3 separate regions of the Homo sapiens genome follow, and regions 1 and 3 are each linked to region 2. Evidence: read pairs that join two places in POLR2A ChIA-PET (ENCODE). Cell type or tissue: PC-9. All regions are shown on one strand.

Region 1 (4,000 bases), 230 kb after region 2:
GGATTACAGGCGTGAGCCACCGCGCCCGGCCGCATTTTTATAAGAAATTATCCATGGAGGGAGCTTGACATTCCCAACCCTCCAAAAGTTCCTTCACCTGCACTGAACAAGCAGTTAAAAAACAAGACCATTCCTTAAATCGGAGCAGCTCTCCTGACAGCTGTTTACATTAATTAAGGTTTGGTCTCACAGGTCTGGGAGAGAGGGAGAAAGAGAGGCGGGGGAAGAGGGGAGGGAGAAGAGGTAACAGGGAAAGAAGTGGCCCAAGCTGAGAAAAATCTTGGAAGCGCATTCACCTGGGGTACCCTTCAGAAAGATGCCCGCCTCTTTCCCGAGGGCACCACCTTGCCTCTCCCGCCCACAGCTCCGTGGTGGTACAGCAAGCACTGCTCCCGCTGCCGGGCTGCCTGCAACTGTAATGTGTTATTTAATTTTGTAACTACTATTAAGAGCTCTCCAGCGTTTTTGTGATGCGCTGGAATGAAAGACGCTCCATAAAATGAGGTTTATTATTAGTAGTATTATAGCTCCCGGGCCTAAAATAAAGCAGAATTATAACCACATACACACTTCAAAGGGAAAATCCGAAGCCACAAGCTTCTCAAACATTGCCAAGCGGGCAGGGGATGGGCGGGGGCGGCGGTGCAGAGGGGCTCCAATCCGGCGCCCCCCACTCCCACCAACCCCACCAGCTCTCCCAGCACCCACCATTCACCCTGCCTGGTGGGGTCAGCGCCCGCAGCCCGGGCTCGCCCCCGGCCGCAGCTTCCTCTGGTGGTGGAGGGTCTGGGGTCGGACCTGATCCCTCTCGGCCTCCCCTCGCCCACCAGCTCTCTAGTGGCTCCCGCACTGCCCCGCAGGCTGCCTCACTCTCAGCCCTAGCCTCTCCGCCTGGTTTCTAATTCCCTTGCAGGAGCCTCAGTTTCCTCCCGTCTCCCACCTTGACTTTTTTTTTTTTTTTTTTAATCCAGAACGAAGCTCATTCCTCTGCGATCCCTCACATCGGAGGGCTGCTCCCCTCCTCCCCGGTCCGGGACTTGCCAGCCCAGCCCAGGTCTCCTCGGCCACTTTTCACCCGGCCTGGGGCGCCTCTCCCCTCAGCCCGGGGGTCCCGCTGGCGCCCGGCGGCTTCCTCTCCTCCATCCCTTTCCTCCGCGGCCCGGGTCTCCCCTCCGCCCCCGGTCTCCTCAGGCTAGCCTCCGGCCGGGACCCTCCACCCCGTCCTCTCCTCAGTCCGGGTCTCCCCTCTCTCGCGTCGCCCTCAGCCAATCCCCCGCCCGGCCCGGCGCGCCAGCGGCTCACCCGCAGACTCCCCGGTGTTGATCCAGTCCGGGTTGGCGATGCTGGCGATGGCGAAGATATCGGCGGCCAGAAAGAGACATCCTGAGATGATGGTCAGTTTATCCATCTCCCCGCCCCGCTCCCCCCACCCCCCGAGCCCCGGACAGGCAGCGGCCTCACGCCTCCCGCCCCATGGGCCGCCGCCGGGGCCCGGAGTCCCCGCGCCGCTGCCTCGCGCCCCCTCGGCCCCCGCGCGCCGCTCGCGCCCTCCGCGCGCCCGGGACCAGCAGCCGCGGCGCGGCCCGCACAGACGGAACCGCCGCCCGCCCCGGAACTGCTCGGCCCGCCCGCCCCTCACCCGGAAGCGAAGCCGCGGCGTTGGCGAGGCCGGTCCCGGCTCCCCAGCCGCCGCGCCCCAGCTCCGTCCTCCCGGCTCGGCCGGCCGCCCTGGGCCCCTCCCCGCACCGCCCGCCTCTACGTTCTGGACCCGGACCCGACCGGCCCGGCTCCGGTCCCTGCCCGGGTCCCGGTCTCTTCTGGCAGGCCACGCCACCTCTTGGCTTTCTGCCCACTAATAAGATTGTTGATGTTGATGACTGGGCACAGGCTGCGGCCCCTCCTGAGCCCCTCAGAAGCAAAACTGGAATGAGAGTGGGGAGCTGCCCGTCTTCCAGCAGGAGGCGGGCCCCGACTCCCGCCGAGCGACTCCGGGCCCCGCGCGGTCCCTGTCACCTTGTATTCTCATTGCCCGTTCCGCGGCCGTCAGCTCCCAGGATTGCCCCATTTAGCAAATAGCTTTCGACAACCCCTCTTCGTCAGACGTTGTAGGTGCAGAGGTGCTGGAGTGGACAGAGGCAAGGCGCCCGCTCTTGGGGAGCTCACGTTCTGGTGGGAAGAGACAGAAACACATTAAGAACCTATCTGTAAAATAAAGATAATTTCAGGTGCAGATCCCTGAATTCAATGGAGGTCAGTGTGATGGGAGTCGGAGCGATACCTGCGATAGGGAAGGATGCATTTCCGCTGAGACCATCACGATCGTAAAGATCTGCACTTTGAAGACCTGGCGCAAGACCAGACAGAGGGAACAGCCAATGCAAAGATCATTAGGGGAGGGGGGCAGAAAGAGATCAGCGTGTCCAAGGAATTGCAAAATGGCCTGTGTGGCAGGAGAGTAGTATGACAAGAGGTAGGCAGAGGCTAGGTGTAGGGCTTTGGGGGCCTTGGATTTTGTTCTGAGTGCAATGAGAAGGCAATGGAGGGTGTTTGCAGAATCCCATGATCTTACTTAATCTGTGAAGATCCATAGTGTAGCTTGTATGGGGGAAAGGCAAAGATGACAACAGGGACGCCAGTTAAGAGGCCAAGTAGTCCACGAGAGAGAAGTGTAGCTTTGGCTAGGGTGAGAGTAGTGAAGATGGAGAGGAATGGACAGATTTGGATGTTTTGTAGATAGAGGGAAGGACCTGCTGATAATGGGGAAGGAGTTGAAAGAGAACTCAAGAATAAGTTTTTGACCTGAGCAACCAGGTGTTATGATCCCGTTTACTGAGTTGTGTGTGCAGCGTCTTAAGTTGGATGAATAAACAGGAAAATAAGGCATTTGCATAATTTGTCAGCATATGCTATGGTGGAGGTTTTCTTTTCTTCCACAGCTCATGGGCCGAATCACCACTAACCCTGACGTTTGATCCAGCTCTCCCTAATGGTACTCCGTGCAGCAGATGGAGATGAAACACTCATTTTCTCCTTAAATGCCACATAGGTCGTCTCTAGAAGGACCTAGAAGAGTGACATCTGTCTCTATTTTTGGAATGCTTACATGTCCACAAAATTCAGGAGGTTTCAAATTCCACCAAATCCAACAGCCTTGCAGAAATGTGCAACAGAGTATCAGTGTCACTACATAGCTGGGAGAAGGAAGGGTTTGATTGCTGGTCTATATTGACTTTTCTGTCCAAACATTGGTCTCTTGGGGGAAAGGTTTTTTTTTTTTGTTATTATACAATTTATTTTTCCTCTGCCACAGAAATTGACACAAGATAATTCATATACTCCAAGGATCCAGATATAATGCATATCACATTACTGCAATAGTCTTCAGTTTCTTTTTTCTTTTCTTCTTTTTTTAAATAAGTACTGGAGAAATTTAATTGAGTCATATTTGGCTTCTTGTTGGGGTTTTCTATTGCCCAGTGATAGAAGAAACTGTAACTATACAGGACTAAATTCCCAGATAATATCCACTGATGTTCTCTACTGGCCAGCTTAGAAGAATCCTAGGGCTGAATGTTTGAACAGTTTGCACATATTCTAACTCCAGCTGAATAGAATGATGATGATTGGGTTCTTGTGTTTACAATAAATACAAGTAGCCAAGCGTGGTGGTTTGCACCTATAATCCCAGCTACTCCAGAAGCTGAGGTGGGAGGATCACTTGAGTCCAGCAGTTCAAGACCAGCCTGGACAACACAGTGAGACCCCTGTCTCTAATAAATAAAATAAATAAATAATACAGTTCTTCCTTTTACCCTTTACAAATGGTTCTGGGTCTAAGATTAAAGCACAAGAACAACCAGTATTGAGTTAAAAGAATTTAAAACATTTTTATCATACTAATGGCTGCACATCAGTACAGAGAATAGTCACCTATCCCAAACCTTCCTACCATCCAGAATGGGAGGTGGGGTTGGCAGGGGCCAAACTGTTTACAGATTTC
Region 2 (4,000 bases):
TGTATATTAGAGCGTGATGGCTAAGGGGTATAGAATTTAGTTTTTGGGTAAAATGTTCTAAAAGTGGTTGTGGTGATGGATGCATAATTTTATGAATATACTCAAAGGCTTTGAATAGTACATTTTAAATGGGTAAATTGTATGGCATGTGAATTATATTTCCAAAAACTGCTAAAATTTTTTTTTTTTTTTCCTGTTGCCCAGGCTGGAGTGCAGTGGTGCGATCTTGGCTCACTGCAACCTCCGCCTCCCGGGTTCAAGTGATTCCCCTGCCTCAGCCTCCTGAGTAGCTGGGACTACAGTCTCACACCACCACGCCCAGATAATTTTTGTATTTTTAGTAGAGATGAAGTTTCACCATATTGGTCAGGCTGGTCTCCAACTCCTGACCTCAGGTGATCCACCAGCCTCGGCCTCCCAAGGCAATCATTATTCTTTGATCATGCTGTTAGAGCTGCCCTCAGTGGGTTACAAGTATGAGTGTAATCACCAAAGTTGGCCAAATAAGGGCATGGGAAGCAGGTGTACCCACCCATCATGGGGGGCACACACGATGGTGTAACCTCTTTGAGGAGCAACCGACAACACCTATCCCAGTTTAAACACACAAACGTTTTGCCTAGCCAGTTCACCTCTGGGGGGGGTCCTCTGGTGGGCACGCCCATTCATGGGTGCAAAGACACATGCACAAGGAAGTGCTGTTTGTGGCAGGACAAGACTGGAAATAACCTACATACCCTACAAGGAGGGGCTGGCTACATTTATTATGGTGCTTCCAACAATGAAATGATATTCAGCCATTAAATAACCAACAACAGGCTGGGCATGGTGGTGCATGCCTGTGGTCCCAGCTACTCGGGAGGCTGAGGTGGGAGGATCACTTGAGCCCAGGATTTCAATGCAGTGAGCTATGATCACACCACTGCACTTCTGCCTGGGCAACCCTATCTCAAAAGAAATTTTTTTAAATAAGGTGATCTATGTGTATTGATGTGGAATGAGCTCTGAGATATTCTCAGATCAGGAAAATATTTTTTTGCCAGGGGGCAGGGGAGAGGGTCTCGCTCTGTTGCCTAGGCTAAAGGGCAGTGGTGCAATCTCTCACTGCAGCCTCTGCCTCCCAGGTTCAAGTGATTCTCCTGCCTCAGCCTGTGGAGTAGCTGGGATTATAGGTGCCCACCTCCATGCCCGGCTATTTTTTTTTTTTTTGTATTTTTAGTAGAGACGGGGTTTCACCATGTTGGCCAGGGTGGTCTCGAACTCCTGACCTCAAGTGATCTACCTGCCTCGGCCGCCAAAAGTCCTAGGATTACAGACATGAGCCAGTGCACCTGGCTGAAAATAATATTTAAAAATAAAATTTCCCACCTTAATAACAAATTAAAAACATGTATTTGCTCCCTATGCTTATTCTAGAAAATGTAGAAATGACAGAGAAGGAGAAAAGGAACACAGTCCCTCCTAATCCAATCCAAAGACAATTCCTGCTGCCCTGGTGATGTGCTTCCCCTCAGGCCTTGGCTGTATGTGTACGTGCGAGTTTCACAGAGCTATAATCATGCTGTATTCTTTTTAGATTTAACTCTGGAGCAGAGGCACTTTCCCACGTTATCATAAACTCTATAAACATCTTTGGATGACTGCCTGATATTCTATGGAGAGGGCGGCCCCCTGAATGGTTCTGCCACGTCTCCACGGGAGCTTGGGCAGAAGGCTGGGCTTGACAGCGATAGAATCTGACCTTTCACAATCCACACCCAATACCTGCTGGGTGTGTTCCTTGGAGGGAGGCCAGCGGGCCATTTTGGTTAAACAATCCAAGTTTCCAGGTCACAGTGCGTTAAAAAAAAAACCACTTAGGTTTATGGGATGCTGAGGGAACAAAGGTTGGAAAGCTGAGCTGTTGTCTCCCTCTGAAGCCACCCCTGGCAACACTAACCCAACAGAGCCTGCTTTCGATAACCTAGAAAGTAAGCAATGAAGTGCCAACTCCCGTCCACACACAGTCAAACATTTTATCAAGTCCTACTACGCAGGACCAAGGGAATGGAGGTCGCATCAGACACAACCCTACTCTTGCAGTCAGGTGCTGACTCAAACAAAGAACGACACTGGAGAATGACTCACACACATAAAGGTCTGCTAAGAGCCCCACGGAAGGCAGAGCAGAAAGCCTGGAAAGGTTGTCTTCAATCTGGGCTCTGGGCCAGGCTCAATCGCTTATGCTTGTAATCCCAACACTTTGGGAAGCTGAGGCAGGAGGACTGCTTGAGGCCAGGAGTTCAAGACCAGCCTGGGCAACGTAATGAGACCCCATCGTTCCAAAAAAAAATTAAGAAGTTGGCCAAGTGTGGTGGTGCACGCCTGTGGTCTCAGCTACTCAGGAGGCTGAGGTGGGAGGATCGCTCAAGCCCAGGAGTTAGAGGCTGCAGTGAGTTATGATCATGCCACTGTACTCCAGCCTGGGCAACACAGCAAGACCTTGTCTTTAAAATTAAAAAAATAAAAATTAAAGCTGGGTTCTGAAGGAGGCAGAACTGTAATTTTGATAGACCAGGACATCAGTTGAAAGAAATTTTATAAGGCAGAGGTGTGAAAAAGGGAAGCCCATTCCAGGAGCTTCCAGATGTGTGTGAGTGGAGGGGATGAACAGAGCCTAGAAAGGTCCTGGAGCGGAGGGACCTAGAAGACACTCCCATCCTGGTGATGAAGCTTTTTTTTTTTTTTTTTTTTTTGTTTGTTTAAGACAGAGTTTCGCTCTCGTTGCCCAGGCTGGAGTGCAATGGCGCGATCTTGGCTCACTGCAACCTCAGCCTCCCAGGTTCAAGTGATTCTCCTGGCTCAGCCTCCTGAGTAGCTGGGATTACAGGCATGTGCCACCATGCCTGGCTAATTTTTGTATTTTTAGTAGTGACAGGGTATCACCATGTAGGTCAGGCTGGTCTCAAACTCCTGACCTCGTGATCCACCTGCCCCAGCCTCCCAAAGTGCTGGGATTACAGGTGTGAGCCACCGTGCCCGGCCAGAAGTGATGAGTTTTGAGGAGGGGGTATTTATCAATGTATTTGAGGAAGAGGAAGTTACCTGGTTATTTTACTTTATTTTTCTTAACAACATCTTTTTCTCCACATAAGTGATACATATGTGTAACTTTAAAAGTTTAAAATGTTTAAAAAATATACAAAGCCCCCCTTTAATGGTACCTCTCCCATAGAGAGAACTGCCACTAACTGCTGGGTGCAAACTTCCCCTTCAAATGGTTTTTGCTATGCAGATACCAATATATATGTATATACATTTTTAATAAAAATAGGATCAGGTCGGGCGTGGTGGCTCATGCCTGTAATCCCAGCACTTTGGGAGGTCGAGGTGGGTGGATCACGAGGTCAGGAGTTCAAGACCAGCCTGGCCAACGTGGTGAAACCCCCGTCTCTACTAAATATACAAAAAATAAATAAATAAATAAACAAATAAAAAATTAGCAAGGCGTGGTGGCGGGCGGCTGTAATCCCAGCTATTCGGAAGGCTGAGGCAGGAGAATTGCTTCAACCTGGGAAGCAGAGGTTGCAGTGAGCCGAGATTGCACCACTGCACTCCAGCCTGGGTGATGGAGCAAGACTCTGTCTCAGAAAAGAAAAAAAAAAGCATCATACTATATTTCAACTTGCTTTTTAACTTAACTACATATATAAAAATGCTAACATTTTTTGACTTTATTATGGACCAGGCTTGTGCCAAAGGCTCTTTATGGATTTGCACACACACATACTATATGTAATAGTAGGCACTGTTTTAGAGTGAAATCATGGCCAGGCGTGGTGGCTCACTCCTGTAATCCCCCTTTGGGAAGCTGAAGTGGGATGATTGTTTGAGCCCAGGAGTTCAAGACCAGCCTAAGCAACATAGTATGAGACCCTCTCTCTACAAAAAAATGTAAAACAATAACAACAACAAAAAAGGTCAAATCACATAGAATCATCTTCATCTTTGGACTAGCCTG
Region 3 (4,000 bases), 95 kb before region 2:
CACGGTCAGACCGACTGGCGTTTCGACCATCAAATTAGGTACGTTCACGGCCTAAGAAAAGCTGGGATGCAGGGTCCATGACTACACCACACACACGCAAGGCGCTGCTGCTTCCACTCACATTTCTGGGCACTGGACACCTGTGACCCTCCCCATCACAGTATGACTAGAGGCAAAATGACCAATTTCTTTAACCTAAAAGTCCAGGACCTGACATCTGACAAGGAATCCTTTTGATTCCTGCTGCCAGAGGCCGCCTGAGAAATGTGCTTCACCAGTGCTCTATAAGCCTGGCTGGATCAGAGTTGCTCAGGAAGCTTTACAGAAATTCAGATACCTAGGACAGTACCGCATACCTACTGAACAGAACTGAATCTATGTTTTTTTTTTTTTTCTTTCTGAGACACAGTCTTGCTCTGTCGCCCAGTCTGGAGTGCAGTGGTGCAATCTCGGTTCACTGCAACCTCTCTCTCCCAGGTTCAAGCAATTCTGTCTCAGCCTCCCACGACTATGGGCATTTTTAGTAGAGATGGGGTTTCACCATATTGGTCAGGCTGGTGTCAAACTCCCAACCTCAGGTGATCCACCCACCTTGGCCTCCCAAAGTGCTGGGATTACAGGCGTGAGCCACTACGCCCAGCCTGTATTTTTTAAAAGATGATTCTGATGGAGCTGGCTCACAGACTGGCATCTGGGAACCACTGGTTTAGGTTCAAACTATTGGCACATACAGCTTATTTTGTTAGCGTACAGAGTTGGAGCAGGATATTTAAAACCGAGTGTGCCAGAAAATCTGAAATGTGTGGCTGCACTTTGGGTGCACATGTCCCCCAAGGCCTCCAACGCTGCAGGAAACCCCCCTGGCTCTTCGGGAAGATGGCAGCAAAGTTCACCTCACCTGATCACTCATGTCTCCAGACTCCCAGAGGGCAAACACCTTCTGCTCATCCGGGGAAGCAGCAGTCTGGGGGGGAAACTGACCAAGGCCCAGGGGTGAGTTGCTTGTCCATCTCTACCCCATGGATCCATTTGCTTGCCTCATCCCTCCCTGTCTGCCCCAGCCCAGATGCAGGAACATGGGTTCCAATCCCAGCTTCTGCTACTCACCATCTCTGAGGGCCTTGGGCAGCCACAAACCTGTGCCTCTCACCTCACCATGGGGAGGAGGCCAGCACACCCCCCAGGGCCTGACAGGGCTTCAGCGAGAGGGGGAGTGTGATGGGCCCAGTGAAATGCCCGGCTTCGAGTCTGCAGATATCCTCCGTACAGTGGGGAAGCTGCGTCTGTTTCCCATCAGCCTGGCACCAACTCAACTGTGCTTTAACACCCAGAGTCCTCCCTCCTGAAGATGCCAACCCTGATGGAGGGGCGCCCCCTTCCCCATAACTCTTGGGGTACCCTGGGGGTTCTTTTCAACTGCTTCCCACATGTACCATGTCAGTGTGGGTTAGAGGCACTGCCTGACTCCCAAGCAATCCAGGCCACTTGGTCCAAAGGTAGACCAGGACAAGTGTGACACAGGCCTGGGTCCTGGAGAGAAGGGGACAGGGGAGGGGGCATCTGGGATGGTAGTTTCCAGTCCTGGTTCCATCACACAAGTAGCAATAATGGTTACTACCAGTAAAAGCCCTGTGAGGCCTCCAATACACATTTGCATTTGAGCATTAGAAACTGGGGAGGTAGTACATGGGGAAAAGTAAGCTCAGAGAGGTTTGCTCACTGTCCATGGTCACACAGCTAATAAGCAGCAGAACCAGGAGTTCAAGTCAAGTTCTCGATCTATTCACTTGCCCTGGACCTCAGCTCCCTCATGTACAACACAGAGGTGGCTGGGATCGGAGGTCTCTTACGTCTTGGATGTGACTACAATACAGTCTCCTTGTCAGGATGGCAAGGAGAGCATTACAGTTAGGGCCATGGTGTCTCCTGGAGACGCTGGCCCCACCCCAAAGCAACATGGACAGAGGGGGTCCGGAAGGAGGGGTGAGGGTGTCTGAGGGTGGCCATGTCCCACCCCTCACCTCTGTCCACTCCAGCGGCCCAAAACAACTAATGTCAGGCAGGTGTCCTGCCTGTCCTGGCCCAGCTCATGAAGAAAGGTGAGCTTGTGGAGACCCAGACCCATGTGCTGGGTGGGCAGGAGCTCCGAACTCTGCCAGTACCTCCCACAGGGGGCTGCCTGCCAGCAGGGCCGATCCCCTGAGACAGCCTAGGCTCCACAAGGCCTCCTGTCCTAGTTTCTATTCCTCATACACAGGGATGGGCCTTGGCCTCAGATCATCACCCAAGGCTGCAGGCCCGCTCCTGACCTTGGCAATGAAAACATCAATGCTTTCTTAGAGACCACCACAGCCCCACCTCACCCCATTTTGCTGCCAGGTCTGGGCAGAGCCTTGTGGAAAAGGAGCACGGGAAAGGCGTGCCTCAGGCAGCACCTGGCGCTCTCTATCCTCAGCGCAGGGAAACGGTCCCCAGCAAGCACTCTGCTCCCCCGTCAGGGCCCCTCCCAGTGACAGAAAAGCAGCCCAGGGGGAAGGGGCAGGAGGCTTGCAATACCACACTCAAGGCCTGGCACTGGAAGTGCTGAGAGCACAGCGCTGAGCTGGTCAGCTTGCTTCTGATGCACAGGGAGGCCGCCAGGACCCAGGCCCAAGCTGGGGCGTGGCGCAGCTGTGGGGAAGCAGCTCATCTTAGCTGAGCAGAAAGGATTCAAAACTCCAGGCCACTATACTGAGGTCCAAATTCCAGCTCTACTACCTCCTAGGTAGTGACCTTTAAACGTACATTTCATTCCTTGGAGCCTCAGTTTCTTCATCTGCAGATTGCAAAGAAGATCAAACGATCTTAGAAGTTAAATCATTCCAAACAATGGCAAAGCTAGTAGGAAACAGGTGTTCTTGGTGGGGGACAGGGTGAGAAACCAGGCAGGGGCCCTGTTTCACTAGGCCCTGCTGCAGGCCAGGCAATAGGCCGGGCCTTCAGACACCGTATTTAGCCCCTACCACAGTCCTGTGACATAAAACCCAACATGATCCCATTTCATGAGAATAGAGCCTCAGAGAGGCTGACTTGCCCATGTCACACCTAGGCCCACGTGAGAGCAGATGCTCACCAAGCATGGCCTCCCGTGTCCCCACGTGGCCTCCCAACAGCTGGTTCTCCCCACCCCCCACCCCCCATGCCCCTGGCAGGCAGGGCTCTACTTACAGGCACCAGTATCTGCTTGCAACCGGCGGCCAGCACCGTGTCCTGTAGCATGCGGTCCGAGATGCCGCTGAAGAGTGTGTGGCCGGGGGGCAGGCTGGCCAAGTGCAGATTGAAGAGGCGCTTGAGTTCGCTCAGCGTGAGCACAAACTGTCTCTGAAAGGTGGCCTCCACGAAGGCCTTCAGTTCCCGAGCCACAGGGGTGCTGGCGCAGCCCTGGGGCGGGTGCCCGTTGAAGCTGTCTGTGCCCGCAGCCCGCCCGAGAGGCAGCCCGTTGGCCAGCTTGCTGTGGAGGCCGCTGGGGGAAGTGTCCATGGGCTCCTCCTCCGCCTCCTGCTCCTCGTCCTCCTCGCCCTCCTCGCTCACGGGCTCCTCCTTGATCCGCACACCGGGCGGGACCGCAGGCACCCGCAGCTGCTCCTTCCGCCGCTGCAGCTCCCGCTCCAGCAACGCGTGGTTCTGCTGGGCCTTGGTTTTGGCTACTTGGATCCGCTGGTCCCCACAGACCAGCCCGGCAGGCCCTGCGGGGAGGGAGGCAGCACTGCTCAGGAGGGCACAGGGATCTGAAGCCAAAAGCCCAGCAGGGGACCGCGGGGCTGCAGCAAGTGGTCCCGTCCTGGTCTCATCCCCAACCTTTCTCGAAAATCAGCCACCCCATCAGTGGAAGAGAGAACCGTCCCAGCGTGCCGAGAGTCATGCGGGGAAGGGTGCTGCTGAGTTCCTCCCCCCAGCAGCTCTTCCGGGCCCGCTTGTTGACCCAAGAGGGTGAGTGAGCCTCAGAGACCTGGAACCCAGA

The links. Peaks named below come from ENCODE experiments on the same cell type or tissue, not always from the same donor. Only the 100,000 strongest peaks of a DNase experiment are listed, where the experiment ranks them.
Region 1: POLR2A ChIA-PET joins it to region 2 with 11 read pairs; 8 of 35 experiments call an interaction of 5 or more read pairs at or near these places.
Region 3: POLR2A ChIA-PET joins it to region 2 with 10 read pairs; 3 of 35 experiments call an interaction of 5 or more read pairs at or near these places.

The regions. Positions count from the first base shown.
Region 1 is chr16:22,005,710-22,009,709 of GRCh38, reverse strand. MOSMO (modulator of smoothened) reads right to left here and starts at 1,599. Exons shown (of 3, transcript NM_001164579.2): 1 at 1,303-1,599. The coding sequence starts at 1,408. RefSeq lists a silencer at 1,568-1,807. In PC-9, no CTCF peak of the experiment used is centred here; a DNase peak (open chromatin) is centred at 2,089; H3K4me3 peaks cover 2,596 bases; H3K27ac peaks cover 649 bases.
Region 2 is chr16:22,230,734-22,234,733 of GRCh38, reverse strand. The region is part of intron 2 of EEF2K (eukaryotic elongation factor 2 kinase); the gene reads right to left. Among named protein-coding and RNA genes, the nearest start is that of EEF2K, 26 kb to the right of the region's middle. In PC-9, no CTCF peak of the experiment used is centred here; DNase peaks (open chromatin) are centred at 1,773 and 2,073; H3K4me3 peaks cover 867 bases; H3K27ac peaks cover 2,513 bases.
Region 3 is chr16:22,325,486-22,329,485 of GRCh38, reverse strand. It overlaps POLR3E (RNA polymerase III subunit E), which reads right to left. Exons shown (of 21, transcript NM_018119.4): 18 at 3,208-3,725; 19 at 899-976. Among named protein-coding and RNA genes, the nearest start is that of POLR3E, 30 kb to the right of the region's middle. In PC-9, no CTCF peak of the experiment used is centred here; no DNase peak of the experiment used is centred here.